Linked DNA regions of Homo sapiens: regions 1, 3 and 4 are each linked to region 2. The links are chromatin loops, found by intact Hi-C in ENCODE. Cell type or tissue: Calu3. All regions are shown on one strand. Links, peaks and the distances in the headings refer to the core of each region. The heading gives the core; the rest is flanking DNA.

Region 1 (8,206 bases), core at 1,919-4,418, 150 kb before region 2:
GACTTGATTACATACTGATTTTTTAGCAAAGTATAAAGATTAAGCCAACTTTGAGACTTGTAAAGAAAGCACTCTTATTTTAAATAATTGTCTAAAGGTGAAAAGAACCACCTAAATGCACCCTCGCGTATCTACTAGATAGACTGGTTTAGGCACTTATTTTATTTCCAAATTGCGTGTCTGTGGTGTATGACCTCAAAGCACCAGCTACCTTGGATTGCTAATAGTCTTCAGGCTGAAACTGGGTGTCATCAGGCAGAGTGCTCTCCACTTTGGAATTTGCTCTCCATTGAGCAAGCCAAACCAGAGTGTGGTGACCCTGGAGCATGGGGCAAGGCCCATTTATTTACTCAGATTCTGCCTTGGGGCTGAATTCATGAATGAGTGATATTTTGTTTGGGACACAGTAGAAGATGATGAAGTCTAATCCATTTTATCAATATGTTCATGATTCTATTTGTGCGTCTGTGTTTTGTTATTTTAGGTGTTAGTTGTTACGACCTGAAGCATGTGCGTATTTTGATCACTATGCTCTTTTGCAAGGGCAGATTTGAAGAGCACATGCTTCCATAAAGTGAGAAAAAGTTTCCTCTTAGGTGGATTCATTCTTTTCTTTCTGTTGAGTGAAATGGTCTGCTTTTCGGGGCTGCAGGTGTTTAATGCCCATATTTTCCTTTTCTATTCTGGTAGATATTTAAAAACCTTTAAAATAAAATTCCATCATAGAATGAAGACTTGCCTGTAATAAACCCTATCCTTAAATTTGCTTTTTAATAATGTGGAATGCTGACTCTGGCACCAGTTCTAAGTTGGTCTTTTTCATAAACTAGTAAAAGAATTGTTTCTGAGGCTGACCTTTTTATAAGAGCATGTTAGCATACATGTTGGTATGTATTTCCACGTACAAATTTGGATTAATTAAGCTTAAAATTTAATTTGCATTTTCAGGAAAGTTTTGAAATTTTGATTTTGAAATAATGTCTCTCTTTGAAAATCTTGATGATTTAAGGTTATTATTTCCATAGCTTTTCCGGGAGAAAAAGTAGTTACTATGACCCACATTTTATGGATGATAGGGAAAGAATTCCCATTCTTTTTGATCAAATGAGTTAGTGGAGGCCACAAAAGCCAGCCCCACTTCTTGCCAGGGTTATAATTCCCAAGGGTGCAGCTTTTAATTCTGACTAAGAACAATGGCCTAAAAATAAATTAGAGCAATACCTAAAATATTATATGTGAATAACTATTTTGGATCTAAATTCCAAGTTCTTTTTACATTAAAAACACAATGCCTAATGGTTCATAGTTGAGGAAGAGGATTAAGCCGCTTTCTCAAATTTGTTTTACTCCTTTGTGGCTTTAAACCAATCCCTTAATAGGATTTAATTGTGACTTTGACAATTAAGCTTTCTATGTAATGAAAGGCCAGTGGTTGTTTTGGAAAAAGATAAGTGTTATAGGGGGTATTACCTTTGGAAGTTTATGAGTCTAAAAGTCAACGTAATAAAACATTGCAGTCTTAGAGGGAGCCTATGTAAATGTGTTGCTACAGTAGTTAAGTATATAAATGACTTTTCTACTTATATAGACTTCTGCACAGCTCTTATTTATAGCATACAAATATATATTTACCAAAGAGAACTTTAAGAATATATCAGGCCTGGGAACTTTTACTTTCATTGTTTAAATAAATAAATAAATATATATATAAATTACATATATTATTTTTTGTTTGGGTTATTGGTTTATAGTTGCTTCTATGCATGTCTATTTGTTTTCTTTTAAAAAGAATTTTGCAATATTTTTGCACCATATATACTTTATATATATAGTTTATATATATAGTTTATATGTATAGTTTATATATATAGTTTATATGTGTATATATATATGTGTGTGTGTGTGTAAAACAAATGACCTTGATTCAGAAAATTATATTAGCACTGTCAGAATTAGCCTTTGGTATATTATTTAAATAGTCTATATTTCCATGAAGAATGGATTTACTACTTGAATAACTTTAAAAATGGAGTCGAAAAACCCAATAATCTCTTCCCCTAAATTCTACAAATAGAAATCCTTATGCTGTCACCATAAATGGCTTTCCCCACCAAGGGCAAGCCTGCTATGTAGAAGAAACGCTACATTATATTTTTAAGAAATTGTTTTAGAAAGAAAATCATTTTGTTTTCTCAATGTCCATGATATGTAACATGCCATTCTGTTTTAAAACCTAACAACATCTCAACCAATCTCAAGATCAGTTATTAAAGCTTGTCCTGTCTGTCATGAGCTAGTGTTACCTCTTGCAATGTGGCTGGACAGCATTCTTATTCTCACTTATAAAGTGAGATAGAATATTCAGTTCCTCCTGAACACTTTTTTCTTTTTTTTTTTTTAATAATAGAGAGTAGGTTGGCAACAATAGGGGAATGTGCATACAGATGTCAATTTGGGTGTTATTTTAATCACCTCCCTTAGGATGAATATAATCCGTTAGAGATTTATGTAGGTGCACGTGTGAGTGTATGAGATTGTATGACATTTTTTACTCAGATCTATTTTATTATGAAAAAAAATCTTGCAAATGTGTAAATTGCATTGAACACTGCCCGGTCCTCTTCCTTCCTCTCCCTTCTTTTCCTACACTCATCAATGACCCAATTTATGAACATGCAAGCTGGTATTCCTTTTGGTCTATATTCTTACTTAGAAAAGAGAGATCAAAAATGCATCAGCATAGACAAACTGCTGTAATCAGTAAAGTTGGAAGCTGACACACTTATAGAGTCCTGCTTGCCAAAAATAGGATTTCATTTGTACTGGAATTTTTTCCCCTGAACCAGTTTTGCCAATGCTGTAGTAAATGACAACTTTGGGAATGCAGGATTGGGAAACACGATGTTTCAGTAGGTGGCGCTTCAACACAGCCCACCTGCTCGAGGGCTTACGTGAGTGCTCAACTTTCTAATACCTGTGGTGCATCAAAGAGGCTTGGCCCAGTTTGTTAACATCGCAGCCAGACTGTTGTCTCAGGCAATAACGACGTCAAATGCAGCTGAAACATCTAGGCGGGAAGGACTGTTACTGTAGGTCACTGGTAATTATTTTCACACACACACACACACGCACACACACACCTTCATACATACCTACACTAGCTCTACTTCTAAAATTAAAAGCCAGAGAGAGCCAGTCTCAAAATGTCAATGATACTGCAATAATTTCAGCTTCTTATTTATTTTTTGTTTGGGTTATTGGTCTATAGTTGCTTATTGTCTGTTTTCTTTTAAAAAGAATTTTGCAATATTTTTGCACCATTAGTTCTTAGTAAACAAAAAGATTTTCTCTTTCAAATAATATTACTATTTAAATAAAATAAAAGAGTATACAGAAATACCAAAAGTTCATTTTTAAAAATTCAGTAAAAGAAACCATCTGCAGTGAGGCTCCCTAACATGCCTGTAAATTGACATAAACCAGGATGATTAAGTGGATGATAAGCCACATGTCATTGACAAACAGGAATAGAGATGCCTGGAGAGAAATGTACTATAAAGGGCTTCACTGCACCAAGAAAGCTCCCTATGGTCCATTGACCTAAAGATATCTGCAAACTTCATCCAAGAGAAGATGAAGAAGGAGACTAGAATACTTTACAATAACTAGAGACTCATCTTTGAAAAGATGAGAAACTGACTAGTATTTTTTTTCCTGATCTGTCAACCAACATTCAGAGTTCAGAATATCACAGGTATTTTAGATTGTTATGTAATTTGCTAATGTTTTATTGAAATCTTCTAAATATACAATAAATAAATTTCCATAGAAAATACTGTATATTAGGAGGGTTCATTCTGCTTTTCTTTGCCTTTCAATCTGCTGCTTTTATATAAATTGAAATACACATTTTCAGAAGAGTTAGTAAATATAACTTGCATTTAAAAAGTATTCTTTAGTATATCATATTGATATGAAAACTTTATATATAAAGTAATGGCATTTGTAATTGGTATAAAAACAACCCAATTAAATGCATGAAATAAAAGAATAAAAATGCTTTCTGTTTCTCCTAGATCATCTGTTGTTTATTCTATAATTCATGGACACCTAAAAAATGAACAGAAAGATACATTTTGGGTTCTTATATAGTTCTAAAAAGCTTTCAGATAATAAAGCATAGTAATATAATTTTTTAAACGATCAGGGATTAAAATATTGAACACAATTTTTTCCTCCTGAAAAAGGCTGATAGAAAAAAAGCATCAGCTGGCTTTCTTCTTTTGTCTATAATTCTTGATGGAATTATAAATTTAGAAGAAATAAACACAAATTGAATTTTTAAATTCCTTTCTCCCCAAAACCACAGTGTGTATCACTGCTATGATGTAAGTTTTAGTTTTTGTTTTTTTTTAAGAAACATATCTTTCCTATATGCATCTATTAGACTTGGATACTTGCTCTCTCTTTCTGCATATTTTAAAGCTTCCCTATGAAGAAGAAGGAAAAGGGCCCTCTAAAATTTCACATCTTTGTTATTAGAATATATTGACATCCCTTGCTTCGTTGACTTTTTATTACAGTCCGGAGGAAAAAAAAAAACAACAAACGATTGTCAGTGTCAGCTCAGCTCTTTGTTGTGATTCCAAGTGAAGATTTTTGGCATTTTCTCTTTGCTTTCAGCTTTGTGGATTTTCTTTTTCACTCTATCTTATTTTCAGTGGAAGTCAGGTTAAAGACAAACTTGAAAGCTTTAGGATTATTATTTTTCCTTTTCCATAGGCTTTGGCCCACAAAATGCCAACATAAAAGATAGCTTTGCATCAGGCTCCCTTGGCCACTGGGTCCTCCGCTGAGGCCCTGGCATCTGTCAGCGAGGAACACTCCAATCTGGGCTCCCTGCTGAGCTGAGATGTGGCTGCCTCCCCCAATAAAGGGCCACACCGCTCCTGAGCCAAAGCATGGGACCATCTGATGCGAGTCTGGCCTAATGAAAGTCCAGCATGGGGCTAAATGAGTTTCTACCACTGCTGGGTGAGGGGCTAATGATAAAACAGCTCCCTGGGCTCACTGCTGCTGTTGGTATCTTTGTCAGGGCATATGGCAGTTGGCTGAATGCCTTACTTGTGAGATTTCCTAGCAGATTTATCCTGAGAATGTGTTATATCTTCCCTTCTCCACCTCCCTTTGGCCTCCTCTTCAGCTCTTCTGTACTCTTGAGGGTCTCCTGATTGTTGGGCCTTAAAGACTCTCTTTTTATTTTGTAAAATTGTGAATTAAAAAAAAAAACTTGGATGGCAAAACAGAAAAATGGAAGAGATAATGATATTGACTTACATCCAGTGGGTGGTTTTATTTCCTTTGGAACATTATAAGCTAAAAGCATAAATTTCACAAGCCAGAGAAACAATCAGCTTGAAACTTGTTGAATACAGTAATGCTACTCAAAATTTTCTTTATCATGTGCTCTTTCCTTCTTTCTTTCTTCCAATGTACAATCCATCACTTCTATAATGTATTTAGGAATTTATAATAAATGATAAATAAGTGATTTCAAAACTTTTTCATTACCAACATTTTCCAGTTGATTTAATTAAATACTATACAGAAAAAAAAGTTTCTTTGGTTTACTCACTATCCTTGTCCTTAGTATCCTGAGAGAAGACACATTTTGGGAGATTCTAATTTATGGGTGCATTGCATAGGCCAGTTTTTTTTTTTTTTTTGGATATGTTTTGGTTTGATGTATGTAGATTTAGAGCACAATTTGAATTGCTATGGGAAAGTGCCTACAATAAAAACTAAAGCAATCTTCCAAATCCTAGAAACATTTCAAAAATGTATGTCCTACTCTTTTTACATTTATAAGTTCCTTAAAAATAAATAAATACTTCGATGCCAATTCTGATATTTTAATATTGCCAGCATATTATTGTATCTGAATTTGGTTTGTTTGATTCTGTGATTTGTTTTTAGATACATTCTTATTGCTCTTGTTAGTTTACAAGTAGATTAAAATTGATGATAAAAGGGCACGATCATGAAAGCTTTATATAATGGTATATTTTATTCTTTATATTGGAAAGTCACACATCTAAGAGCAGCAGGGTTATGCAGGAAGGTCCTAAAACTTAGATATTTTTAAATGTAAAGGTCATGATTTCGGCTCTTTTTGCTAAGGTGCCTCTTTCTCTGTCACTGTCATTCAACTTACGTTTCTGTCAGAAATCTCCAGGACTTAAATACAATGTGAAATTTGCACAGCTGCAAGAAATAGCCCATTCTAATCTAAATATAAGTGATCCTTTCATAAACTTGTTCTGAAGAATTCTAAATGAAATCTCTTAAAAATCACATGTTTCTTACTGAATGAACCCATTTGCGTGGAGAGGTTCCACATGGGCCCCAGGTGGTCCCCCGTGTCGGCCACGCGGTCAGTGATATGATCTAAATGAGATTGTTTTCTTGTAAATCGCATGCTGCAGAAATACCATCACGTTCCACATGCGGTATGCCCCATTTTAATTTATTCCCATGACAAAAACTCCATTAATATAATTTTGGAACAAAGTGAAAATGATAGGAATTTTCTGTGTCACAGAGAAACTAAGCCTGCTTTTTTCTTAAGGAAATACTGCTTTAAAAATGCAAGAAAATCCAGTTGCTAATTTAAAGAAATTCTTCTTAGTGCAAACATTATTCACAAAGTATTTTCAAATCTGCAGTATTGAAATAAATTATAATATTTTCCCCATATTTTTATATGTTACTTTGTAAGCTGTCTTCACATTTTTAAAATCTGTATCTGTTGGCGTTCCCTAATAAACATATTAAAATATTTTTATATGCTAGTATTTTTGAGGCTTGCCGTGAACCAAAACTACACCTCTCATTTGGCAATTGCAAGTGTACATTATTACAGGATTCCCTACTTCCAGACAAATATGAGAGAATATGGAATAATGAAAGAATTATGTACTAAAAAGTCAAGAAGCCTGAATTATCACAATTCTGTCACTTCATAGGAACATAGCCCTTTCGATTAAAAATTATAATAGCCACACATTTGCTGATCCATCGTGTGTCAGATACTTTATCCCCCCTCCATGATTTTCTTTTATTCGCATAGAGTCACTGAGGTTTAGAGAACTTTAGAAACACATCCGGAGTGTCACAGATAGTAGGAGACACAACAGAGCTTCAAAACTTCATCACTTCAGACATTGAAATCATCAAAATGTATTCTCATTCCACCTTCAAACTTTTTTTACTCTCTCAGAACCACAATTGTGGACTAGGAAAATTTGAGATCTAAACTAGAAAGTTTTGGCTTTTATCTCAGCTATAAAATTCTGCTGTAATTGGCAACATAATGCAGTGAGTGGTGCTGTCATTGGATGAAAGAGTAACTCAAGTCATGGGATGGAACTAAGCCATGTAGAGAGTGTAAGAGTGAGATTAGCAATGAACCACTAAATCACTGGAATCTTGGTAGTGTAATCATTAGTACTGACTACTTGTAGAGTATTTGGGAACTTGTTAGCTACTGATGCTCTTTGAATTTGCCTGTCTAGGAGAAGTAAAAAGAAAAAAGAAAGAAAGGAGAACAAATGAAAGAAAAGGAATAAAAAGAAAAGAAAAGGAAAGGAAAGAATAGAAGATAGAAAACCCCAGTGTTCGTTAATATAGACCTGCTTCTCCTGATTTAATCATACCCTTCCAAAATATTGGCTTCACAAATAAAAAAGCTTCTATTCTATAATTACAGAAAACATCAGTAGATTTGAAAGGAGACATGGATTTTCTTTTAGTGAAATCATGTTTTTATGTCCACCTACTAATCAACTAGGTTCCCAAAACAACTTTGTGCAAAGCTGCTAAACAAAAAATTACAGAGGCTATCTGTAATCTTCTTTCCTCTTGCCAAGCTACTTCTTGATAACTTATGGAACCATGCAATTGCCCCATTAGATAATTGGTGTGTTTTTAGTGTGTATTGGCTATCAATATGGAGAACTGAAATATGGGTTAGTATTCTGTTAAACTGGAAGAAAAAACAAGTTCATACATGTCTTCTATCTCTAATTCATAATATAAATGAATACATATATTTAAGAAAATATTTATTAAATATTTTAAATAAGTATTTAATAAGGTAAATATCTGAATAGCTTGGCAAGGTCTTTTATACATAAACCATATAGCT
Region 2 (8,206 bases), core at 3,615-6,114:
ACATTATTTTTTGTTTGTTTTTTCAGCATCAATTGCTTTATTTGTTTCTTAGTTCTGTATAGCATATTTTATTCATAGTAAAATCCTTGGGGTTAAACAGCCAAAGATCAATTTTTAGGTTTATATCTCTCCCATGTAGTTTATTGCCTCAAGCATAGTAGTTTCTCAGTAAATGTTTAGTAACTAGAAATGGAAAAGTTTTAATTCACCTCTCTGACTTAATAAGTTCTCAGAGTTGAACCTAATTGCATTTTAGCTTTGTCTTTTTATTTCTTACCTTTTATCTCTTACTCCTTAAAAAGCAGAGTCAGAAAATAACCATTAAATCAAACGTTCTATGAGGTTGTGTGTTCATGAAACCTTAAAAAAATTATCTCTTCCTTTCTGGTAGAATAAAACTCAATCTTCTCAGTATGATTGTTTTACTGAGAATCTGACAGGAACAAAGGTATAGATCTATCACTTAAAGAATGCTTTATTTGTGGTTGTTTTTTTCTTTCAAAAACAGTTTGCATGAAATGACAACATAAGAATAGCTGACCTAGTTAAGAGAACAAGCTGCTTAAACAATATGGAACCATGTATTTGAATTTAAAATTGCACAACAATAAATCCTTTTAGATATATTAATTGAAATAGATAACCCATTTAGAAAAAAAAGAAGATGACTACTTGGTAACAGATTTTTGTCTGGTTAAAAATCTCATAATAGATGTTTCTCTAATTCAGACTGCCTTTGCTTACAATTCATTATGATCCAGTGGGCTGGAAGGTACCAGTGTTAAGCTATTTCTTTTGTTCATTTTTTGGTGACTTTTCCTCCAAGCTAACTCTTTAGTATTATTTCACTAGTGCTTAGCAGCTCTTCCATAAGAAGAAATTGGAAATATAATCCAGTAAATTGCATTAATTTGGGGATGGGAGCAAGACACACATTTTAAGAAAAAGTTGGCAGAATGAGATGAAAATTTAAAAATTATAATTTTCAGTTAGTCACTCCTTTATTTTGAGCTTGCTGCATTATATGGAATTCTGAAATATGCCTAATTTTAAATGCACATATATCATTTTATCATTGTATTCATTTATTATTTTGTAAAAATCTGTTAACAGTAAGCCTAAAGGCCATACTTAAGCTACCATCCTAAAAAAAATATGAAGAAGCTCATTTGAGTCTTTTAGAAACAACATCAGTCTATTATATACAGCACATATCAACAATACATTTCACTTTCAAACTATCGCATAACCCATCCTGCAGTTATTCATGGATGCGTTTAGAGGAGGTTATTTTCCCCCTGACAAAAATGGGCCATTTTTCCCTGTTTAGCAAAATCTGGAACACAGATCATTATAGTGCTTTTGGCAGCTAATTTGAACATCAGTGACTCAACTTTGAGAAGAGCCTTTTTTCTGCCCTAAAGAATCTCTGAGTTTTCAGACTCCAGTAATTGAAAAATCCCCAAACACTCACTCACAGAGGAGATACACATTACTGCAGGAACAGTCTACAAATTGTAAAGTATTCAATTTACATCCCTAGCACCTCAGGGCAGTTCTGAAGAATTTATATCTTTGGGAACCTTTGAACTAACAAAAGATAACATTTCACAGTAAAGTCTACTTGCATAAAAGTTTTTAACTCCCTTCTTTCCTTTTGCAAAGAAACTACTTCTTTCACTTGCAATTCTAACTAGGAAAAGTTTATATTCACTAAGACGCAACCATAAAAAAGGTCGGACAGAAAATAAAAGAAAGAAAGAAAAAAACTCACAAGATGATGCCTGAATTTATGTTAATCACTCCCAAGCCCCCATGGCATGGTTATTACAACTCTTAGTTTTAAAATAACAAAGCACAAAATGATTTTATTTTTGTGATTGTACTTCAAATTTGAAGAAAAACATGATAAAGGGGTGGATTTTTATTGGATCCTTATTGCTTTTATTGGAACATTAAAATTTGGAGCATCCATGCAGGCAACCCCTTGTCAAAAGGTTCTGATTAACAAATAAAAATTCTTCTCCTTGTTAATTACCACATATACTTCCACAGCCAATGAACCTTAAATGATTCATTTAATTTAAAAAATATGGCTCTATAGTATTTGGTTTTCCTTATTTCCCAGCTTTTGTAAGTGAAGCAGTAAGAAATCTGCAACGGATTAAATTGGACCTATATTTTCTAGGTAGGGAATGGTTTTTCTCCGCCCCTCCCTCTGGCTTTTTTTTTTTCTTTCTTCCTTCCTTTTTTTTTTTTTTTTTTTTTGAGATAGAGTTTCGCTCTTGTTGCCCAGGCTGGAGTGCGATGGCACGATCTCGGCTCACTGCAACCTCCGCCCCCTGGGTTCAAGCGATTCTCCTGCCTCAGCCTACTGAGTAGCTGGGATTAGAGGCACGTGACACCACACCTGGCTAATTTTTGTATTTTTAGTAGAGATGGGGTTTCGCCATGTTGGTCAGGCTGGTCTCAAACTCCTGACCTCAGGTGATCTGCCCACCTCGGCCTCCCAAAGTGCTGGGATTACAGGCGTGAGCCACTGCGCCTGGCCTCCTCTGGCTTTTTGATCAGAGATGATTTCTGGCAGAGTAATTACTAATCTTCTGACATCTGTGGCTCAGCCCAGTTTTAGCATTTGGATTGAAAATACAAAAAGCAAAGGAAAAACCCTCTATGAGACGCTCTCTAAATTTTTTAATGAGCGTATTCATTATCAATACTATAAGTATTGTAAAAATAAGGAAATGTAACGATAAGGAAACAGTTTAAATGCAATAGTCTGATAAGCTTTTTTTTTTTTTTTTAGGTTAAAACTTGATCAATGTTTCTGTTAACTAATAATCTAGGAATCAACAATCTCATAAAACTGGTTTATTCAGCCCAGAAAATTAGGCAATCCATCATGACTGATTTGCTCACATTTCCGTCTGCAAATAAGTGAGATGGAAACTTTAAAACCAATAAGATAATGCACTTTACAAATTCAACTGAGAGAGATGGATAAACTAAGATGCCACTGGCATCAGTTACAAAAAAAAAAATCTGTCGTGTTTCCAATTATTTGAGCAGATTTTTGTATCCCAATTTGCTGCCAGCCTGGCTGCATCTAGCCCCCTCCTCCTGTTTTCTCAAACCAAATCATCAGGTCTTAAATCAGAACGAGCTCATCATATCATCCTATGAAAGGCCATCAGGGGATAAAGGACACCAGATGTTATATGAGTTTTCTTTTAGGCTTTCATTTCAGCCTTCCTGCATTCCCCATGCTGCTTTTTACTTGTCAGAAACTAAAATGTGCTTTGATAGATAACAACCCTATTTTCTTCACTGGCTGAGCTTAGAGAATACCATTAAGTATTGATATCTAGGGTGCTTAACTAGGGAATGCAATCACAGCAGTGCCAAAATTGGGGTTCTGTTGTATTATTGTACATGCCAAGATTTTTGAAAAACTCAAAATTAATTTTGTTTTCCCGAGGAAAAAAATACATAGTTTTAGTTGTGGGAGATGAAAGGAAGGGGAATCAAGGCGAGTCCTTATTAGTATCTCTGCTTCCTCCTGCAGATATTAGCACACATCCCGGAGTCCAAATAACCCTGCCAAGCCGAGCAGAGGTAGATTTTTGAAATGGAATGATGGCCCCAACTGCCAAAGCAAATTATTAAAATGCTCTATACTTTGAGAGCTTAGCATTTGCCTAACTTTGGGTTTGTTAACAAAGGACAAAAAAAAAAAAAAAAAAAAAGAGCTCTTCCATAATCTGTAGAGTCTCAGACATGCTGTCGTCCTGTTTACTGATGATAACAACTCGTTGACACATGGCAAACTACAGCATCTTGATTCACTTATGGGGCGGTTCAAGGTCAGCCACATACTAGTTACAAGAATATAGCCACATTATGTGATTTGATTCAAGAGACTAGCTCACTCTTCTCTGGTTTCCAATGAAATGATTTTTTAAAAGGACTTTCATAGCCATGGCAGTGTATGTGTTGTAAAGGGATTATGCACAAATCCTACTTGTGGCTAGCGTGTGCTCCTCCTGGGAGGTAGATAGATAAAAGTTACAATGAATGAGAATAGGTGTTTACCTACAATGACCTTAGGTCATGTAAGTGGAGGAAAACCTTGAATCGTGTTTTATAGGAAATATCACTGTCCTTAATCAGAGGTGGTTCCTTTCTCTCCTCCAGGGAACATTTGGCAATGTCTGGGATTGTTTTTGATTGCCGCGACTGGGGGACTGATGGGGAGGAGTGGATTCCTGGCATCTAATGAGTAGAAGCTAGGGATGCTGCCAAGCATCCTGCAACGCACAGAACAGCCCCAGCCCAACAATTATTCAGCCTCAAATGCTAGTAGTGGTTGAGAAACCTCGGCATAAAAGATGAAAACAGTAAAATGAGCACTAATGTCAAACGCTGGGAGAATAAGAGAGGGGAGGAGGTGCCAGAAGTGGTCAGCACTGTCCATTCAAAGAAAACTGGGGAGTGAGCGAATGCTAGAGTCCTTTCACGTGGTTCCTGGAGGTGCAACAGGATTCAACCTAAAGAAACTTCCAGGGCTGCCTACCCCACTTACAACCTTCTGCACGCAGTGGCCAGAAATTATTAAAAAGTATCCGGTAATATTAATCCGTATGATAAAAAGGTACCCTGCTGTTCAGATTAAACCTTGCAATGGTCCATGACCCAGAGACTACCAAAATGGTGCATCATGGCTACTAGGTAAATGTTCCTTTAATGAACAAAAGAATAATTGGATTTTAATTGAATGAATAAACAAATGAGCTATTTCTGGATGTCCGCACTTGGAGAGGTTTACTGACTCTTTCTTAGTCACTAAACCCAGCAGGAGTGGCTTAATGACTCATACCTTAGGGATTTTAAGGGAGGGATGCAGACCTCAGAGCTTCTGATATGCACGGAAGCATCCAGCTCACCTGTCTTCTCTTAACCCCATTAAATTAATTCTCCGCGTTGCAGCCGTATCGCTGCCTAAAAATATTCATCATAGCACCCATTCCTACAGGCTACAGTTTAATTATTTAGTATTGTGTTCAATACCATCCTTGATCCCAAATTAACCCCCTCTTCTTTCATGTTTTGCTACCTTCCATCACCTGTTTAATGCTCTGATCATTTCCTGCCCCCATGTGTTTCATCCTTCCATACCTTTCCTCCTATTGTTCTGTTGGCCTTCGATAAAAACCTCCATTTACGCTTCAGGTTAACTCCCACTCCCACTCCAATGAGATAATCATCTCCACTGGGCAGTGTCCATGGAAACCTTTGTTTAGACTAAATATCTTATTTTCCTGTTCTCTTTCAGCGTCTTTAAACGTCATCATGATAGCGTCATCATTAAGTTGATGGTATTACGGTGATTTTCAAACTGTGCTGAGTTGTTCATTTCGTTCAGGCTCCATAGCATGTGACAATGACAGAGAGAAGTAAATGGAATTCTGAGTCTGACCTCTCTTCAAATGTGGAAACTTTGCTTTCATCAGTTTTAGATAGGATTACCCATGTAAGACATGATTTAAAGAAAGTTATCTGCAGCAACATCAATGAAGAGTAACAAAACAACTGAAAATATTATAATATGATTTTTAAATTATCTGCCTGTGGTACTTTTATAAAGTCTGCAATGCCATGCACCAAACATAATGCTTAGAAATAAAACGTAGGTGTTGAACTGAATAGATTTTACCCACCAAAAGCACTGAATTAATGGTAGGTAATGATAATAATAATATTTTTTATTCTAAGTATTCAAAGTCAATGTTTTTATATGTAGCAAATGATCACTAAATAACATGTATATATGTGTGTGTGCATATGTGTGTAAATATAGAAAGTTATATATTGCATATTTAACTTTCTCTAAATGTAGATATAAATGTGTATATATGTACACATATACTGATATGTACACTTATCATCTCCCTACAAAAATACTTCTTTATTCGAAATTGTAAAATGATGCTGAATCTTCAAATCCTGCTCCCCATTTGCATTTCGTTAAGGAATTTCAGGATTTACTTACAAAACCACATTCTGAAAAGTGGTTTGTAAGTGTTGTTGCACGTGAGAATTCAACGTAATTATCTATTGTCATCAGAATAGACATGAAGGATTATGAGAAGTTCTTTTTGTCATGAAGCCCATGCTGATCCCATATCACATGGGGATCAATCTGCAAATCAGTCATCGACAGGGGAGATGAGATTTATTGATTGTACAACCTGAGCAGCTCTAAATATGCAAGTGTCACCATTGGAAATGAAGACAATGGCTTGAAGGCAACCTGGGACCATCATTCACACAATTTGAGTGGATTTTCATAAAGGGAATCTGAGACTGCGGCTGGTTAATACATGGCTAAGTAGGCTATGGCTCAAATTATGAAAAACTGACAAGCAATTTATAAGTTAAATCGTAAATATCCAAAGTCCAGGACCTTGTGTTTTAAGAAACAAAAATGTGTGACTGTCTAAGCAAGAGATACTGGACAAAAATTTCTATGATATCAGAACTCATCATCCTAAAATAGAATTCAGGGAAAAATTAAATGGATTTTTAAAAATCAGTTAACACAATGTATTACTTATTAAATTCTTTCATGGAGCAAATAGAAGACTAATTTCTCTGGAGCCATTCATGCCCCCAAAAGTTATAATTAAAGACACAAATTGAATGATTTTAATAATGATGAACGTTCACCTTTTTAGTGCTTAGGTATGGTAATATGATAGTCACAGAAGGACTCCATCTTCCATTTTCATTTAACTTTCTCTCCTGGGATTTATAAGGGCACTTTTTCTCATTTATTTATTTATGGACATTAAAATATCAGGAGCTGAGTGGCTGCTTTTTAAAGATTGAATTAGTCTCAACTACTCAAAAAAGCATAGCAGGGTTTTGAGACCACGGAAGGCTTTCTGAATTTCCCAGTGTGCACATCTAGGAATATTTACCTCTTCATATCTTTCCAGTTATACAGGGTCCTGCCAAGAACAAGGATTTGCACGTATATTGGCGCACTGCCTCTGTTGTTTTCCTTTTCGCAGAATACAATTAGTGATCAGTGATGCCTTTATAGAAAGCACTCATAACAGAAAAGTGAAATCAAAAATGTTCTTGAAAGATGGAGGCAAAAAAAATGCAGTATTAAAACTTGCTGGAGAATAAGCAACCTCTGCAAGCTGGTTGGTCAGAATATTTGTATTTTCGTATCATTTAGGAAAATCCTATTATGGCTTTAGCTACAGAAACATCCCTGGTGTGCAAGATAGAGGCAGTTCATAAAACACGCAGCATTTTCAGCCGGAAAATAGGGCAACCTATTGCTTTCTGTAGATGGCTGTTACACCCCAGTTCCCATCAATAGAACATAATCTCATTGCAGCAGGCAATACTTGATATCAACGAAACACCAGTTTTCTAGGTACATGCGACTATTCTTACCTAAAAGACAAAAAGATTCTATTTCTGCAATGACCAGTATCTTCAGAACATAGTTAATAAAACAAGGTAGTCAAACAAAGAGGTACAGTAGTTAAACACAGGTACGCAGAGAATTCTACCACCCTTCCACCCTTTTTCTTTGCTCTTCAATCTCTCTCTGTCTCTTTCCTGCATAAACTGTCAATTCTCCAAATGCTACTACAAAATGATTTCAGTCAGTGTCAGTGTCAGCTGACTCAATAATTGATAGCCCGATCATTAGATGCTAAATCAGATGACTGTTTCCAAAATGCCTTCTCACTACTAGAGTAGGGGGAAATCTATGTGCATTTGCCTCTTGATCAGGATAATTTCCCCAAAGAATGGGCTAGATGCCAAGTTGCAAAGGCCTGTTTGCATCTAGGACTGGGTAGGCCACACACCCAATTTAGCCAATCTTTAGCCATGCAAAATAAAATAAGTTTTGCTGTGCTGATGTCACAATGATTAAAATATAATAAGCTAATGAGATTACAATAGCTGATTGTGAACAAGACCAATTGTGTTAATTGGAAGCTCCTGAATGGCAATTTTAGCTGCTGCTGAGTTTTGAAATATAATCAGTTTTACTAATTTTATCTGATTTCTTAATGAAGCTTGCCCTGAGCAATTGTTCTATGTGTTCTTTAGCAAACAGTGTGTGTCATAACTGCTGACATTCATCTTGATTACTTTAGTTAAAATAAATAGTTATACT
Region 3 (8,206 bases), core at 2,092-4,591, 140 kb after region 2:
ATGTGACCTTCCCTAAATAAGTCACTAGTGTGATTCTTGAAATATTATTGTGCATTAAAGCTACAAAGCACAATGCATACTAAGCTATGATTAATCACATTGTGGGGAAGGATTGGGGACAGAAAAGGCAGAGATAAGGAAATTCATTTCCTGTTTAAGCAAGAAATATCTTTCAAAAAAATTTTGTTTTTTGAGACGAATCTCGCTCTGTTGCCCAGGCTGGAATGCAGTGGTGAGATCTCGGCTCACTGCAACCTCGCCTGCTGGGTTCAAGCAATTCTCCTGCTTCAGCCTCATGTGCAGCTGGGATTACAGGCATGTGCCACCAGGACCAGCTAATTTTTTTTTTTTGTATTTTTAATAGAGACAGGGTTTGCCATGTTGGCTAGGCTAGTCTCAAACTCCTGACTTCAGGAGATGTGGCCTTCTCAGCCTCCCAAAGTGCTAGGATTACAGGCATGAGCCACCATGCCTGGCTCCTTATAAATATTATTAACCTAAAAATAATTGGCTGATTTCATTAATCTTGGTAGAATAGGTTCTATGATTGACATAATAGGTTGCGTTCAATCTAAATGCCCCACACTGAATTCTTGAGTAAGCACAACTATAATGTTTTGAGGATGCTAATTCATATAAAGTCTTCCCTTTTATATACAACTCATTCCTGATGTCATCCCTAGGTAGTTACATCATGGTGTGCTCAATAATACAATACCGTTCTGTGTTTCTGGTGAGAACAACTAGAATTTATTTTGACGTGGGAGTTGTCACACTTCATAAAATCTCTCTGAATGAATTCAAAGTGATACGTATAGAATCAGTGGGCGTGTCAGTTTGGTAGAAAAAGAAACCTAAGTGACACACTTGGCTTCCTGGTTGTTTAAGACATACATCCTTCAATTTACTGGGCTTCAGGGATTGGGTCTGGGAGTATGTACAAGAAGATCCATGAAGTATTAAGACTGGTGGATGAGGAACTAATTCTGACATCTGGGGCCAGTGTCAACCATCTCTCACTGAACCCTCCCAGGCCCTGCTGCTTTGATTGTAGTCTGCAGTGATTCTCCCCAGAAGAAGAGCTTTTGGCATTAGAAGGGAAGTATGATGTAGTGACTACAAGTATGTACTGGAATCAAGGATGCTGACTTTTAGGTCATCTGTGCCACTGACTAAATGGAAGTCCTTGGTCAAGTCACAGACCTTTTCTGGGCTTCTGGTCTTCATCTTCAAAATTAATGCTTGGTATAAAGCATGCCTAAGGCTCTTCATGTCCCTAATGACATTTCCTTATCCACTTTCTGCAAATATTTGCCATCTTTCTCTGAACTAAGTGGTATCAGAAGGTACACGAGTGCACTCATCCTCACAGCTGGCTAGTAAAGTCAGGAAAATCCACCATCACTGCAAAATTTTTCAAAACAAAGGCTTCTTCTCAGTTTTTACCCCTCCTTCCAAACTTTATTGTATGAAGCTTTGCCCCAGTCCTTTTCTGATTTTTAACCAAACTCAGTTGTCCAAAAACCAAGATGCTGGTAGTTTTCAAAGGTCTAGAGGGTTGGAGAATTGTTAAGTAAAATGTCAATTTCATTAACTGCAATTTTCTGTGTCTTTACTTAAGAAAATGCTTGTGTTAATTGACTAGAAAAGTTCTGCACATACATTAAAATTTATTAAGAAAAGGCTGCATAATTGTTAAGTGACCACAAAGATTCCAAAGGCTAAGGTGGAAAGTTTTCTCAACTGCCCCCTCCAGTAGGAGTGAAGAATTATAACATTTTACTAACCAGTCTGTGCAATGAACTGTGGCTGGAAGATCAGACACGTACATGTAAATACCTTGCTCAGGAGGAGAGAGAGCAGCGAGGACTGCATGTTCCAACTGAACTAAAACACATGGAGATATAGAATGACCCATTCAGCTGAGGATAAGATGGAAACACCTCAAACACCAAGACGATCATAGGAAAGGGCACCCAGCCATGCCTTGGCTATGGCTAATAGATTTCCTGTTAATGATTAAGTCGGAGGAATCCATGGAGTGCATGGCCTCAGTGGCTTCTCAAATCCCAGAATGAGGCATTTGCAGGTGACTTGAAGGTCTGTTAATGATCACTGAAGGTAAAAGCTGCTTGTTGACAGGTCTCTACTTTTTCTTGTGAAATTACTTAGCTCCTCTGGGATAACTGTATAGAACTTTGGATAAAAATATTAAAATTCTATTTAGTTGTACAATGTTTTAATGCAAATTTTTAACCATAAAACCAACCGCTCCATTCAGTTAAATTAATAGAATTACAAAAAAGATGTAATGATAGCAATTAAGTCTTGAAAATGCAAATTTTATAGTCAAGGACAATTACCTCATTTATAGTATATTGGAATGGTGCCAGATGAAGGTAATTTAGATCCTCCCAGCTCACAGTTACATCATGATGGATATCTTCATTTCATTAGTTCAACAAAGATGGGTGAGAAGTTAGACAATACATAAAAAAACTAAAGCGTATTTGACCTTTAGTATAACTAGAACCAGAATTCATTCACTAATTTATCAAGTATTTAATGAGTACCAATTATCTAAAATATTATTTATATATTTTGTCTGCCTTAGAGAAAAAAAAGTCTTTATTTTCACATCTAGAAAGCACTGGTTTGTAGAGAAATCAGATTTCTTCAAAACCAGGCCAGGTTTTTGGTGCTTGGTGAGTATCTTTATGTGCAATGCAGATGACCTAATTTTGTGTTGATTGGAGTGATACCAAGTCTCCCTGCAAAAGAACAATGGGTTTTTCACTAATTATCTTCTCTTTTATTTGAGCCTGCTTCAAGTAATTGTTGGTGTCTTAAAATCATGCAGCTGTGAAAGTTGGGCTACCTAAATGATTACTTTTGTCATTTTAAGATTTTACTATGTACTATCTTATGTTCCATATTTTCACATTATCATCTTGGCTGCAGTTCATTTGTACAACATCCAGAAGTTTATCATTTCCATATTACAGGAAGACAAGTAACTTTACAAAAATTTTTTAAATAGAGAGATTTAATAATAAGAATGTAGGCTTTTCAAACTTCCAATTCTATATTGTCTTAATGCAAATTTTCTGCTTATGTTCATAAAAAAAATCTGCATTGCTCATGATCTCCCCTTTTGCCCTCTAGAGGGCACTAGATCACACTCCTGATGATAAAAGGAGTCAAATTGAAGCCCTATTTGCTGATGTTAAAATTTCCCCTTGAGTCATTATCTTTGGAGAGAAAATTTCTGCTGTCTAAAGGAACCAGTGACTATGAGGAGCAGGTAGTTCACTTCTTGCCACGTTGTTTCTAAACAGAGGGAAAGCAATGCGCTTGGGGGTTTTGAAGACTGGCTGCCCAAGTTCAAACACATGGCTCAGGCACTTCCTGAATATGTAATGTTGGGCAAATTATTTGTTTCTGTGCCTCAGTTTCCTCATCTGTAATATGGGGATAATAATACCTACTCCACAGCATAGCTGTGAAGATTTTAAAAAATGATAATATGTATAAAGAAGTTGGGGAACAGATACAGCCTATAGCAAGCACTATTAGTATTAGAGTTTTTTTCAATATTTTATAGCAAGCACTATTAGTATTAGTTTTTTTAATACCTTTTTTTGGAACATAATCCCCAATAATGATTCTGCGCTACTGCCCCTGGATTTCTTCCTTAGTCCCATGACTCAAATGGGCAAGCCTCTATTAGGACCATCTAAGAGATCTATGCAATTCCCTTACAAGATTCAATATTGGCTTAGCGTACTTTTAAAGAGGCTGATGCCATTGATTCAATAGACGTCAAAACAGAAAGTAAACCTCTTCAAAGTCAGGATGACATAACTTTGTAGTTTTGCTTTCTTGCTCACTTTTGGATAATAAGCCCCAAACCAAAATATCAAGAGTTTATTGTAATGAAAGGCCATAGAAACACATACTAGACAAATGAGTATACAGAATAGATATATGGCCCTTCTTTAGTCTATGGAAAATATTTTATTTTCCTTGAATGCCATATATAGTAAGAGTCATTAGGATTTTTTTCCCCTGGAACTTACATAGCAGCTAGAAGAGCCAATAATGCTTTTGAAATTCAACCTTTGTTTCTAGTGATGATGTCTAAGTCTTTGTGGATTTACTGTCTTGGTTCATTTAGCTAGCAGTAGAACGAGAGTTTTCACAAAATATCCCCCTGGGTCATGGTGGCGGTAGTGGTAATCCTCTATCTTCTTTCTCTCCCTGATATTTATATTTATTTATTACGGTAAGTTTTCTAATGCATAAAAATGTAATGTAAGAAATGATTATAAATCTTTGGCTATATACATGTTCAAAGAGATATTTAAAATTAGTTGTCCCTGATCCTCTCAACGTAGATATTAATTCATCAGTAAGTCAACTGATAGTTTGTGCCATAACCTCTAATAGATCTGGCTTTGCCCTGGAAGCCCATGCAGGCTAAAATCAGCAGCCAACCCTTTGCCTGGATTGTACTTCTAAAAGAGTTAGAGTTTGAAGTGCCGTATAAGTATTTTAAATATATTTGTATTGATGTACACAACCGGTTTGATCATTATTAATGAACTAATCGACTAAATACTGTATTAGATAATCAGTTGGTGGAGCCTAATAATAGTATCAGCTCTAGATGTGAGTATCTCTTGGCGTTCCTGTAGTCTGATTTATGAATGGTATGCTACACATCAATCTTTACACACCCATTCAGAATAAATAAGCAAGATGAAAGGAGATTCACATATTCTTTATAAAGATAAGTCTTATGAGGTAATGGCTCTATGATGGTTAATACACCCTATTCTCATAGCATTATGATAGAACCTAAAACTTAATTGCTCTGTTCAAAAGAGAAATAATGCAATGTTCCTACTTAAAATGGTTTCTTATGCAAAGGCGTAAAATTTCTGGCATTAGAGAAAACAAAAGCGTATCTGGTACTCTAGCTGCTGTGTCTCAGTTGTAAAAATCTCGTCTGTGATCATAATAGGATATTGATTAGTATGGAAGCTATACAAAGCTGAATTGCATTTCTTGGTGGAGTACGAAAGGTCACTGTTTGATTACTCAATAACTTTTCAAATACAAGAAATGCTATTTAAAAGTATGCTTGAATGATTGGTTTGTACTATAAGAGGGAAATGGGGGAAATGGTACTACTTTCGTAAAGGTAGTTAGATGTTAAATTCTTATATCATTTTCTATTCATGTATATTTAACATTCTGTACTATTTTATATACTAGAACATAAACCATTAAATCAAATTATAAGTGCAATTTTACATGTTATCCATGTGATATCTAACTTACAAGACATATAATTCACTTGTTTTTAGGTATTAACTGAGTTTGTCACTATGGCCATCTTATATTTGATGGCATTTATTTTCTGTGATCATAAATATAAGGTACTTCATATTATTATAGAAAATGTAAAAAATACAGAACTATATAAAGAAGATAACAAATTACCAATAATTCTGATATTCTGATTAACTTCTTTCCTCTTTTTATTTATAAAACAATATAAAGTCTTATCATGTATTTATTATATTTGCTACAAGTTATAAATTCAGGATCATTTTATAATAGTTTTAATGATAATTTTCCCCTTTTAACTGGGAATGCACTCTTAGGAATAGTAAATATTCTTGAAAAAATGATTCTTAATAACTGCGTATTATTCTAAATTATGGATAGACCATAAAATATTTAACCTGTTAGTTTGTGCTCATAAATACCTCCGAACTCTCCTGTTTATGTGACCTATAGTTTTGTTAAGAGCCTTGTATGATGGACATCGGCATCATCCTCTTTGATCCCGTTACTTTCTCCTTACATTGCCACTGATTTCCTCTTTTGGCATTACAGGTTTCTTTCTAATCACTGGCACACATGCCCAAGCCCAGGGCTCACTATTTGCTCAAACAAGTATTCACCTTTGATAGATTGAGTAACCTCAATCTGACTTGGCAAAATAAAGAAACCTTATTGAGTCTATTGCAAGGACTGGCTAACAGCATCCCAATACTTGGTTAGAACTCCAACCATATTTACCAAATGTATTAGGATGTTCTTGCATTGCTATAGAGAAATCCCTGAGGCATGGTAATTTATGAAGAGAACGGTTTAATTGGCTTACAGTTATACAGGTTGTACAAGTATAGCACCAACATCTGCTCTGCTTCCAGTGAGGGCCTCAGTAACCTTCCAATCACAGTGGAAGCTGAAGGGAGAGCAGGCATGTCACGTGGCAGGAGAGGGAGCCAGAGAGAGAGGTGGGAGGTGCCACACACATTTCAACAAGCAGATCTCATGAAAACTGACTCATCACAAAGAGCATGGTGCTAGCGCATTCATGAGAAATACGCCCCCATGATCCGATCACCTCTTACTTGGCCCCACCTCCAACAGTGGGGATTACATCTCAACATGTGATTTGGTGGGGACACAGATCCAAACCATAGCATCAAATATATAGATGACTGAATGACAAGAGGCAGGTCGGAGAAGGTAGAAAGCAGTGCATGTAGAGAGAGTGGAGAATTTGAGTAGCAGATCATGAAGACAGAAGAAAAATGGGCGATGTAAAAATAGAAAGAATAGCACAGTAATGGGCAGAGGAAACAGAAATAGGGTGGAATACATGAGAACAGGGTGGAGGATTTGGGTGTCAGAAAAGAAGCAGTGTGGAAATTAATTGATACTCTCTGCAGTACAGCCACATTCTATGCCATGGGCAACACAGCAAAAGTATCATTCATAATTGGGACTCTCTGGCTTGTGTAACCACCCACTGAGACAAAAGAGACTGCTTTCATATCAATTATTTTGCTTAGGGTACTGGTATCATGATATACCTATTTATGTACATTTGATCCGTATGCACCTTTCAGATGTTGATAGACATGTAGCATCTGGAATTGGAAGGTGATGGACCTGCTCTTCTGTGTGCCAATCAGAATCTCCTGGAGCACTGGATTCAGGTCTAAAGTCAGACTTTTTAAGAGGGAAGTAGACACTGGAGGAGATGTACCCTGGAGGATGGTCAGCACAGTGAAGGGACCTAAAATACAATCACCCACAGACAGGTAAAAAGAAAGCTTGGAGAGGGCATGATTATACAGTTCCTAATAGGTGACTACTTTTGAAGGCATGCCAAGTACAAGAGCAGCAGGCTGGCTCTGTTTGACCTTAAGGAGAAGAGATGTGGAAACAATGCAGGCTTTTCAGGAAGACAGATTTTGTTTTGTTCAAGGAAAACCTAATAAGCAGTGGAAATGCTTGAATTTGTGATTGGTTCATCTTTGAGAAAGTGAGACCTTCCAAATTGGAGGTGTTTAAATACACCTTAGTGAACAATTGGTGGGGATTTTGTTGCAGAGAATCAAATACCTGCTATTCGGTGGAGATAGATTATCTTTAAGGTCTCTGCCAACTCTATGATACTGTAATTTTATGCAGATCTCTGTGTAGATGGAGCAGAGAAAGCAAATGCAAATTTGTATTGATGTGGCCAAAATTGCTTTAACAAAAGTTACATATTGAAACCATTTTAGTTTTAATACCATCAAAAATTTTACTTTGTTCTTTCATAAGAAAACACCTGTAACAACTGGAATGTTTTTTTCAATGTCATCTGTGTTTTTAGTTTGAATATAATGCATGGTTTTCTGAACAGAAAAAAATCTCACTTTCTCTTTTTTGTTTTGTTTTTGTTTTGTTTTTTGAGACAAGATCTGGCTCTGTCACCCTGGTTGGAGTGCAGAGATGCGATCTCAGCTCACTGCAACCTCCATCCCCCGGGATCAAGGGAGTCTTGCGCCTCAGCCTCCCGAGTAGCTGAGATTACAGGCATGTGCCACCACACCTGGCTAATTTTTGTATTTTTAGTACAGACAGGGTTTCACCATGTTGATCAGGCTGGTCTTGAACTCCTGGCCGCTTGTGATCTGGCCCCCTCAGGCTCCCAAAGTGCTGAAATTACAGGCGTGAGCCACAGCACCTAGCCAGAAATCTTACTTTGTAAGTGCTAAGATACATGATTGAAAATATCCCTGCCCTTGAGTCACTTATGTACATAATGCACTTAAATCATGAAAAGGCCTGCAAAGACTGCTTTAGAAGCACAGAGAGGTAGAACTAATGGAGCCCAAAAGAGGAAGGGAGT
Region 4 (8,206 bases), core at 2,418-4,917, 420 kb before region 2:
GTCTGGGCATCAGGAGTGATACATTTTTACTGTTTCCATACTTCCTCTTCATGGCATTTTGTGTATGTGGGGTGGGAGAGATAATTCTCCATCAGTCTCTTTCCTTCTGTACATCTGACCAGCAGACACACTGACAGCCTTTTTCTTCATTGGACTTTCTTTTCAAGAATATTTGTATAGTGAATATCTTTATAAGATAAAGATAGTGCCTTCCTCTGATGCCTGTCCTCTGCAGATTTGTTTGCTGTCTAATACAGCAACAATACTGTTTGCAGTATAATACAGACATATTTTTCTTCTGGGGCAAAAGTCAGGTAGATTTGTTTGTTGTCAATTATGAAAGATTGGAGCATCCTACATTAGGGCTCTTGTTCTGTAATGCAACTGACTGCATATGAAAGCATCATCTGACCCTCATCATCATGTCACCTTATGGGTAGTGGGGCTCAGGGTACTGGGGAAAGAAAACCATGACACTCTGACTACCACTATTGCAGTGAGTATTAAACTGCGTTCTGTCTCTGACCCAGCAGCCTCATGTCATTCTGCCAGCACTTAGAGAATTGTGTGAAACTAATGAGTTTTTAGCTTGTTAAGGTAGGGTAAAATCTCACACCCTTCATACTTCTTGAAAATCTTAGGTAGAAGTTCCCTGCCCCTCCATTAGTGGAATCAAGCCTCCACTTGAAATCTGTGTAGGATCCTGGGTCTCAGACTGTTTTGTATTTCTCCTCCCCAGGAATACAGGGTTCAACCTTTTCCCTAGTAGCAATGGAGTGTTGCCTGTGCCATAAGAGTTATCTTCTATCCAGAATCTAATTGAGTTTTCTTCTTCTCCTTTCTCATAGACTTAAACCATTTGCTTTATTTTTGTTTTAAAGTCTTCTACAAAGTGGACAGAGCCTTAACCCTCACAGATGCTAACAACTGCTTTATCAGTGCTCCTGAGAGGGAATTATTCTGGTCGCCCGCTCAGCCCTTAGTCTTTCTCCTAAGCAAATGGTAGAGACCCACGGATAAAGTCTTGCAACTTTCCTTGTGTCTAGGGCCCTTAGCAATCCCAAATGAACACATTAACCAATTCTCCTCAGCCTTTAAGTGTTCATTAAATTTTTTGCTTTTTCATTTTGTACCAATTTCTATGGTGGTCATCCTTTTTATATTCTCACTAAGCAATTTCTGACACAGTTCTTGTGTCCTGCCTCTCTTTGGATGTGATGATTCACCTTTAGAATTTGATTTACTTGTTTGCCTTTATGAACTAGACTTTTAATGAGTTTAAGACAAGTTATAGTCTTGTAGATAATGCCCATGGTCTGAATGGTTGTCTCCCCAAAATTCATATGTTGAAACCTAATCTCTAATGTGATAGTATTATAAGGCAGGTGATTGGGTCTTGAGGGTTCTGTCGTCATTAATGGGATTAATGCCCTTATAAAAAAAGACCTCAGAGAGCTAACTTGCCCCTTGTCATTTGGATAAAACTTCTAAGGTTCCTTAATTCCACTCTCTCATTTTAAAGATAAAGGAGCTATGCCTGTGGAAGGAAAAAATCAAATGGTCAAGTAAAAAAATCAAATGGCTGAAAGGCACTGTTGCCAGGAGAGTTACTTTCAATGTAACAGTACCTCTAAGGGGTTCAATTTTAGTTTGATCCAGCCTCTCTAGCCAGCTGTGTCTTTTCCACTGTATGAGGACACAGCAATAAATCACTATTCGCTAACCCAAAACTGGGCCCTTACCAGAACCTTACCTTGCTGGCACCTTGATCTTGGACTTCCAGCCCTCCCTGCTGTGAAAAATAAATACCTGTTGTTTATAAGCCACCCAGTTTTGTGTATTTTGTTATAGCAGCCTGAACAGACTAAGACAATAATCTAGCCTTTTCTCCCTGTTAGGTATAGAGCCACATTCTTTGCATGTTTCTAGTCACCTAGAGGATGAGTCTAGAGAAACGACATATTGTCTAATTCAATATTCAAATGGGATATTGTCCAGAGAAAAAAATATTGTTTAATTTGTTCACTTGACAAAGATTTCCCAAGTCTTACTCAAGACCAGGTTGTTATACTAAGCCATGTAGTGGGTACTGAAAGATGTACAAATCATGGTGGAAGAGTAATATTCATATCATTATCCAGGCTTCGGCTTGGAGGAATGCCAGCTTGGTTAGCCCATTGGCATGAATATTAACCCATTTGAGATCCAGCTACCTGGGCTCCAAGCTTTATCTTTAAGAACTCCCTACTAGTCTAGACCTTCCTTGTTCCTTCCTAGTTTATCAGATGAGTAACCACTCTCACATTACTGTTTTTCCTGTTGAAGGCACTGAAGGCTTCCTCTTTCTTCTCTTTTTCCTCACACACAGCTGGCTAGAGAGGCTGGATCAAACTAAAATTAAACCCCTTAGAGGTACCGGTACATTGAAAGTAACTCTCCTGGCAACAGTGCCTCTCAGCCATTTGATTTTTTTTCTTGACCGTTTGATTTTTTCTTTCCACAAGCGTAGCTCCTTTATCTTTAAAATGAGAGAGTGGAATTAAGGAACCTTCGAAGTTTTATCCAAATGACAATTTGTGACTCTTTCATTTTTCTTTTTTTGTCCTCATCAAGACAGATGAATTATATGATTGAGAGTTGGAAAGGAACATAGAAATAGATACACTAATCTTTTTGTCGTGAAAACGAGAAAATTCAGACTAAAGAAATTCAAATGATGTGCCCAAGGCTACACAGATGTAAAATGAAAACAAAAAATGAAGAACTAGATTTAAATCATCAGTGCTTGACCACAAGGAAGGCCTAGGAGAGGAGATAACTGCTTGGATTTGGATGAAACAAACTGTGTTCAAATCCTGGATCTATTGCTCAGTGATCTGTAAAACTTAAGCGCAGTGACAACTTCTCTAACATTCAATTTACCGTTTTGTGAAAAAGGAGTGACAGTGGCAAGATTTGTTTCCTAGGGCTGAGGTGGGCATTAAATGACACTGTTGTTGAAAGTACTCTCAATAAATAGACGAGCTTCTTTCGAACAGTACAATGCGCTTTATGATGTTGATGTATGGACTTTGATCAGTGGGAGAAATCGTCAAATCCGGGTTTCTTTGCCAAGTTTTGAATGGAAATACATTGCATTGTCTCACAGGCGTCTATGACACACAGGAAGGTCAGGAGTCCTTCGCAAATTTGGTTTATGCTATTATTCAGAATGGGTGAGTTTTAAAACTTTAATTAACCAAGTTAACCTATTTGTTTGCCAATGCGTGGAAGGTTGTATTGTTCTAACCACATTGCAACATTTTGGATAAAAGCGTAAATGTGGGTGTGGGAGGAAAAAAAAGAGAAACAGATTTGGATCAAAGCTACTGCGGAACAACTGCCACAGCACTCATTTTTTTCCCCCAAGGAATAGCTGTGGTAGAGAGCAGTGCCAGCTTGGAGTTTGCAACGTCTATTTTCTAGCCAACGCTATGATTTTTATTCCTGTTTATTGACCAAAAATTGCTTCATTTACTGAACCAACCACGTAGCGCAGCAGAGAGGCGGCTGTGGTTTCGCTGCCTGGGCCCTGAGCAATACCCACCTCTGTCCCATAGATGGCAGCATTTCACAAACAACGCCGCCACCGGGACGCATTGAGAACTCAGCTCCAGTAATCTGTTGACAGGATTAAGGACCCCTGTTGTTTTACAGGAAGTAAATAAATCCTTATGGTATTCTGGAAGGCTCAGAAGTATATGAGAGTGGTAGGAAATTGTTTATTCTATGGTAAAGGTATCAAATGAATATTTACAGCATTTAAAACAATTACCTCGGATTGATGTGGACTGGTGTTAAAACTCAGCCTGTTTGCATTATCTAGTTTAGAGTATTTGTTCAACTTTTGCCCAGTAGGTTTAGTTTTTCTGAGTACAGAATTTCTTGCTAGCATAAGTTGATGGTGAATGCTAAGGCTGATAAGATGGTGATAATTTCTCTTTAGAAATTAAAATGTTATCTATTTGTGCAAATCACTGTGTAAGAAAAACATAAACCACATGATACTGTAAACTCTAAGAACATGAAAAATAATGAAGAGAATAAAGGATGTAACAGTACAGGATGAATAGAAATATAGTAGGTGGGTTTAGGCAAAGGATTATCTTCAACTTTAAAATCCATTGAAATTGTCAATTTTAGACATGGAAAAGTTCTGTTATAAATCCAGACCATTGAATGGTTTCAGTATTCTTAAATACATTTCTGAGATATTTCAAAAACGACACAGGGCAATAATCTAAGTGAATCAGTGAGATTTACCCAGGGGTGGATTAAACAAGCCTACTCCTTAGATTTTCCACTGCCTTAGGGATGCACTATAATTTTCTATCCCTCATTTTTAGGCAACTTCCTTTACTCCATATGTTTCAAGAAGCTGATGATTTTTGAAAAGTACATTTGATTTGTGGTCATGACTCATTACCAAGTAAATAAATGATTATCATTTTGAGCTTCAACACACATTTTCTTTTTTAATTTATTTATTATTTATTATTTTTTAGAGACAGGATCTTACTATGCAGGGTCAAACAATCCTTCCACCTGGGTCTCCCAAAGTGCTGGGATTACAGGTATGAGCCACTGTGCCTGGCCCACAGCACACATTTCAGATATCCAATTAAAAAAATGATCAAGTGACAATCTCTAATAAAATGTCTGCTCTTTTATAATATGACTTGTCTGTAAAGACTTCACTAGACACTAAATTCAATTTTTCTTTTTAGATTCAAGTGTGAAGTCGAAATGTTGATAATTTATTCACAAGATAATGCCCTGTACAACTCTTATTTTTATGAAGGATAATTGGATAAATTAGCCTTAATAACCAATGAAACTCATGCTCAAGTACTGGACATGCTATTAAGTCTGTCTCCATTGGGCATCTGAATTATTCTGGCCTTCAGTTTCCATATTGGTAAGATGTCTATCATAATGATTTTATATAAAACAGTGTTAGGAATCTGATATTGACATCCAGTTTCTAAAGCCTTTCCTAAATTGTTAGGCAAACAAATGTTTAGTATTCAATTTACACAATGATATTCACTACCACTTATTAAACTGTTGCTTGTGTCGCCCCCCCCCCTTGTATTATGTCACATAATTGTGTAACTTTGTGGTGCAATCAATACTATTGATAAACAGTCAGTGCATCTTGGCTAGTCAAGATGTTGTCCGTCAAGAGTGTTTAGCTTGATAGAATTCAGCCAAGTGTAGTGAGAACATTGCACACTGTGTAGCATTGGTCACATAACTCAATAATACACAATCATAGCGATGCACAGGTGACAATAGTCTAACCAGTAGCTGCTTTTTGTTTGTTTGTTTAAGATGATTTCCTTCGATGCTCTGCATACAGCTTCAGGAAAATATAGAATGCCAGTCTAAAGTAAAACCCTTTCCAATGCATTTTTAAAAATTGTGTTAAGAAGAAATAACATGAGTTCTACCCTCTTAACAAGTTTTTAAGTGTACCATACAACATTGTTAGGTGCAAGCACAATGTTGTACCTCGGACCTCTAGAACCTTTTTTTCTTGCTTATCTGAAATTGTATACCCATTGAACAATCATTCCCCATCTTCTCCCCCTACCTCCCGGTAACCATCATTCTACTTTATGTTTCCATGAGTTTGACTGTTTTACATATGTCATGTAAGTGGACTCATGCAATACATTTTCTTGATCATTCATCCATTGATGGACATTTAGATTATTTCTATATCTTTGCTATTAAGAATAATTCTCCAATGATCATGGGAGTGAAGATACATCTCTTTTAGATCCCAATTTTAATTATTTTGAATGATTACCCAGAATAATTAACCAGAATGGAACTGCTGGATCATATGGTAGTGTTTTGTTGTTGTTGTTGTTGTTGTTACTGTTGTTGTTTTTTGTTTGTTTTGTTTTGTTTTTGTTTTGAGATGAAGTTTCGCTCTTGTTGCCCAGGCTGGAGTGCAATGGCGCGATCTCGGCTCACTGCAACCTCCGCCTCCCGAGTTCAAGTGATTCTCCTGCCTCAGCCTCCTGAGTAACTGGGATTACAGGCATGCACCGCCATGCCCAGGTAATTTTGTATTTTTAGTAGAGACAGGGTTTCACCATGTTGGTCAGGATGGTCTCGAACTCCTGACCTCCGGTGATCCGCCCGCCTCAGCTTTCCAAAGTACTGGGATTATAGGCATGAGCCACCACACCCAGCCCGTAGTGATATTTTTAATCTTTTGAGGAACTTCCATACTGTTTTCCATAGTGGCTGCACTATTTTATGTGCCCACCAAGAGTATACAAGCGTCCAATTTCTCCACAATCTCACTAACACTTTTTTTTTTTTTTATGATGGCCATCCTAACAGGTGTGAAGTGATAGCTCATTGTAGTTTTGACTCCTACTTGCCTAATGACTAGGGATGTTGAGCACCTTTTAATAGACTTGTCTGCTATTTCTGTCTTACATAGATAAATGTCTGTTTAGGTCGTTTACTCATTTTCTTAATCTGCTTATTTTTTGTTGTTGTTATTTAGTTATAGCAGTTCCCTACATATTAGTTCCCTATATATAGTTTCTATATATTTTGACTTGTAACCCCTTATGAAATACATGGTTTACAAAAATTTTCTGTCTCTGATTGTGTAGGTTACCCTTCTGTTCTGTTGATTGCTCCCTTTGTTGTACAGAAGCATTTTTAGTGCGATGGAGTACCATTTGTCTATTTTTGCTTTTGTTGCTTGTACTTTTAGGGTCGTATCCAAGAAATCATTGCCATGATCAATTTGAAGATTTTCTCCTCTGTTTCCTTCCAGGAGTTTTACAATTTCAGATTGTATATTCAAGTCTGTAATCTATTTTGAGTTGATTTTGTATCTCCTCTGCATTTTTAAAGTCACTATTTTGTTTTAAACTTTATAATCAATCTTATATGAATATGCAACAAATCTATACACATCATCCTAATTAATTATCTCTCTTGACTTTTAAAATATAATTAAAAAGTTGTTTCTAGAACTATAAATAATCTTGACTGTTTATAAAGCAGTTTCATCAGTATTTTGAATTGCCTCTTTGAAATCATATGATTACATATAAATAAGTGATATGGGCCAATATTTTTGAATGACTTAAGATATTTTCACAAAAACAGGGAAAATACCAAGACATTTGCCTAAAGCTTAGTAAGAATTCCAAACCTATAGTTTCCACGTCTTGTAATTTCTAGAACAAATTAAATACATACAAATTAAATAAATTAAATATAATAAAACATAGTCATAATAAGACAAATCATTAACTAACATTTAATGAAAAGTGATTTAATTTCTTACTTTTGTATGATTGTTCATGTGAACATATTAAGAATCAGAGGAAAGTAAAATCCCCTTTTGAGTCCTAGAAATAAGGTCACTACACTGATGGTCTATTTCCTGCAACTCTTGTCTTAGTTCGTTAGACTCTATTACTGACATGGCCAAGGCCAGCATTCAGCCCCCACATGGCGTGTGGCTCTTCTCCAGCATGCATTCAGGTCTGCCTGTTGGCTTGGAAACATTTCTAATCCTGCCCTCATTTCTGGAACAAATGAGGCACTCAGGATTCTTCATTACTTCAGGTACCTAGGTGGATTTCCCTTTTGGTCGCAAACACAACTTGACATCTTATTTTTTCCTACTTAACGTCTCCGGCATCTATCTCTTCCTTTCAGTTCCCACTGCCCCCAAATCATCATCTCACATTAGGATACACTTCATAACCAACTGGGCTCCATTCCTGGTGTCGCTACCTTTTAATGTCACTAGAAAATTCTTCCTAAAAACCTCATTTTAAGAGCCATCGGTCGCTAATCCTGTCAGAGCCCTCCACTTGATTTTCAAGGCTGTAATCTAACCATGTCTTGACCATCCAATCTGATCTCCCATTCCTTGCCAGTGTGAACTCTGCAGATCAGCCCACCTCCTCATAGCTCAGAACATGGCATGTCATGCTCAGCTCAATGACTCTGCTCCTTTCCCCACATAAGGAATTGTCTCCCTTCTCCACCACCTATGTCCGACTCCCCTCCTTTAAGTGTCCACACTGATTTATCCACTGTTGTACCTCTGATTGGAACCGAGCCTGGAACATGGTAGAGACTCAATGACTAGCCCTTCGGAGTCTGAGTGAACCCA

Evidence for each region. Peaks named below come from ENCODE experiments on the same cell type or tissue, not always from the same donor. Only the 100,000 strongest peaks of a DNase experiment are listed, where the experiment ranks them.
Region 1: it touches region 2 in a loop (6-fold over the local background); 38 of 110 quality-filtered maps call a loop at or near these places.
Region 3: a loop joins it to region 2, with 3 times the contacts of the local background. A loop is called at or near these places in 5 of 110 quality-filtered maps.
Region 4: it touches region 2 in a loop (5-fold over the local background); 25 of 110 quality-filtered maps call a loop at or near these places.

Annotation. Positions count from the first base shown.
Region 1 is chr6:9,248,044-9,256,249 of GRCh38, forward strand. No RefSeq gene overlaps it. Among named protein-coding and RNA genes, the nearest start is that of HULC, 600 kb to the left of the region's middle. In Calu3, for the core only: a CTCF peak has its summit at 2,892 (motif pointing right); a DNase peak (open chromatin) is centred at 2,948.
Region 2 is chr6:9,400,707-9,408,912 of GRCh38, forward strand. No RefSeq gene overlaps it. Among named protein-coding and RNA genes, the nearest start is that of HULC, 750 kb to the left of the region's middle. RefSeq lists an enhancer at 4,112-5,311. In Calu3, for the core only: no CTCF peak of the experiment used is centred there; a DNase peak (open chromatin) is centred at 4,885.
Region 3 is chr6:9,537,547-9,545,752 of GRCh38, forward strand. No RefSeq gene overlaps it. Among named protein-coding and RNA genes, the nearest start is that of TFAP2A-AS2, 860 kb to the right of the region's middle. In Calu3, for the core only: a CTCF peak has its summit at 3,169 (motif pointing right); no DNase peak of the experiment used is centred there.
Region 4 is chr6:8,979,737-8,987,942 of GRCh38, forward strand. All of the region lies in intron 2 of LOC105374914 (a long non-coding RNA gene), which reads left to right. Among named protein-coding and RNA genes, the nearest start is that of HULC, 330 kb to the left of the region's middle. RefSeq lists an enhancer at 3,440-3,734 and a silencer at 3,640-3,689. In Calu3, for the core only: a CTCF peak has its summit at 3,577 (motif pointing right); a DNase peak (open chromatin) is centred at 3,595.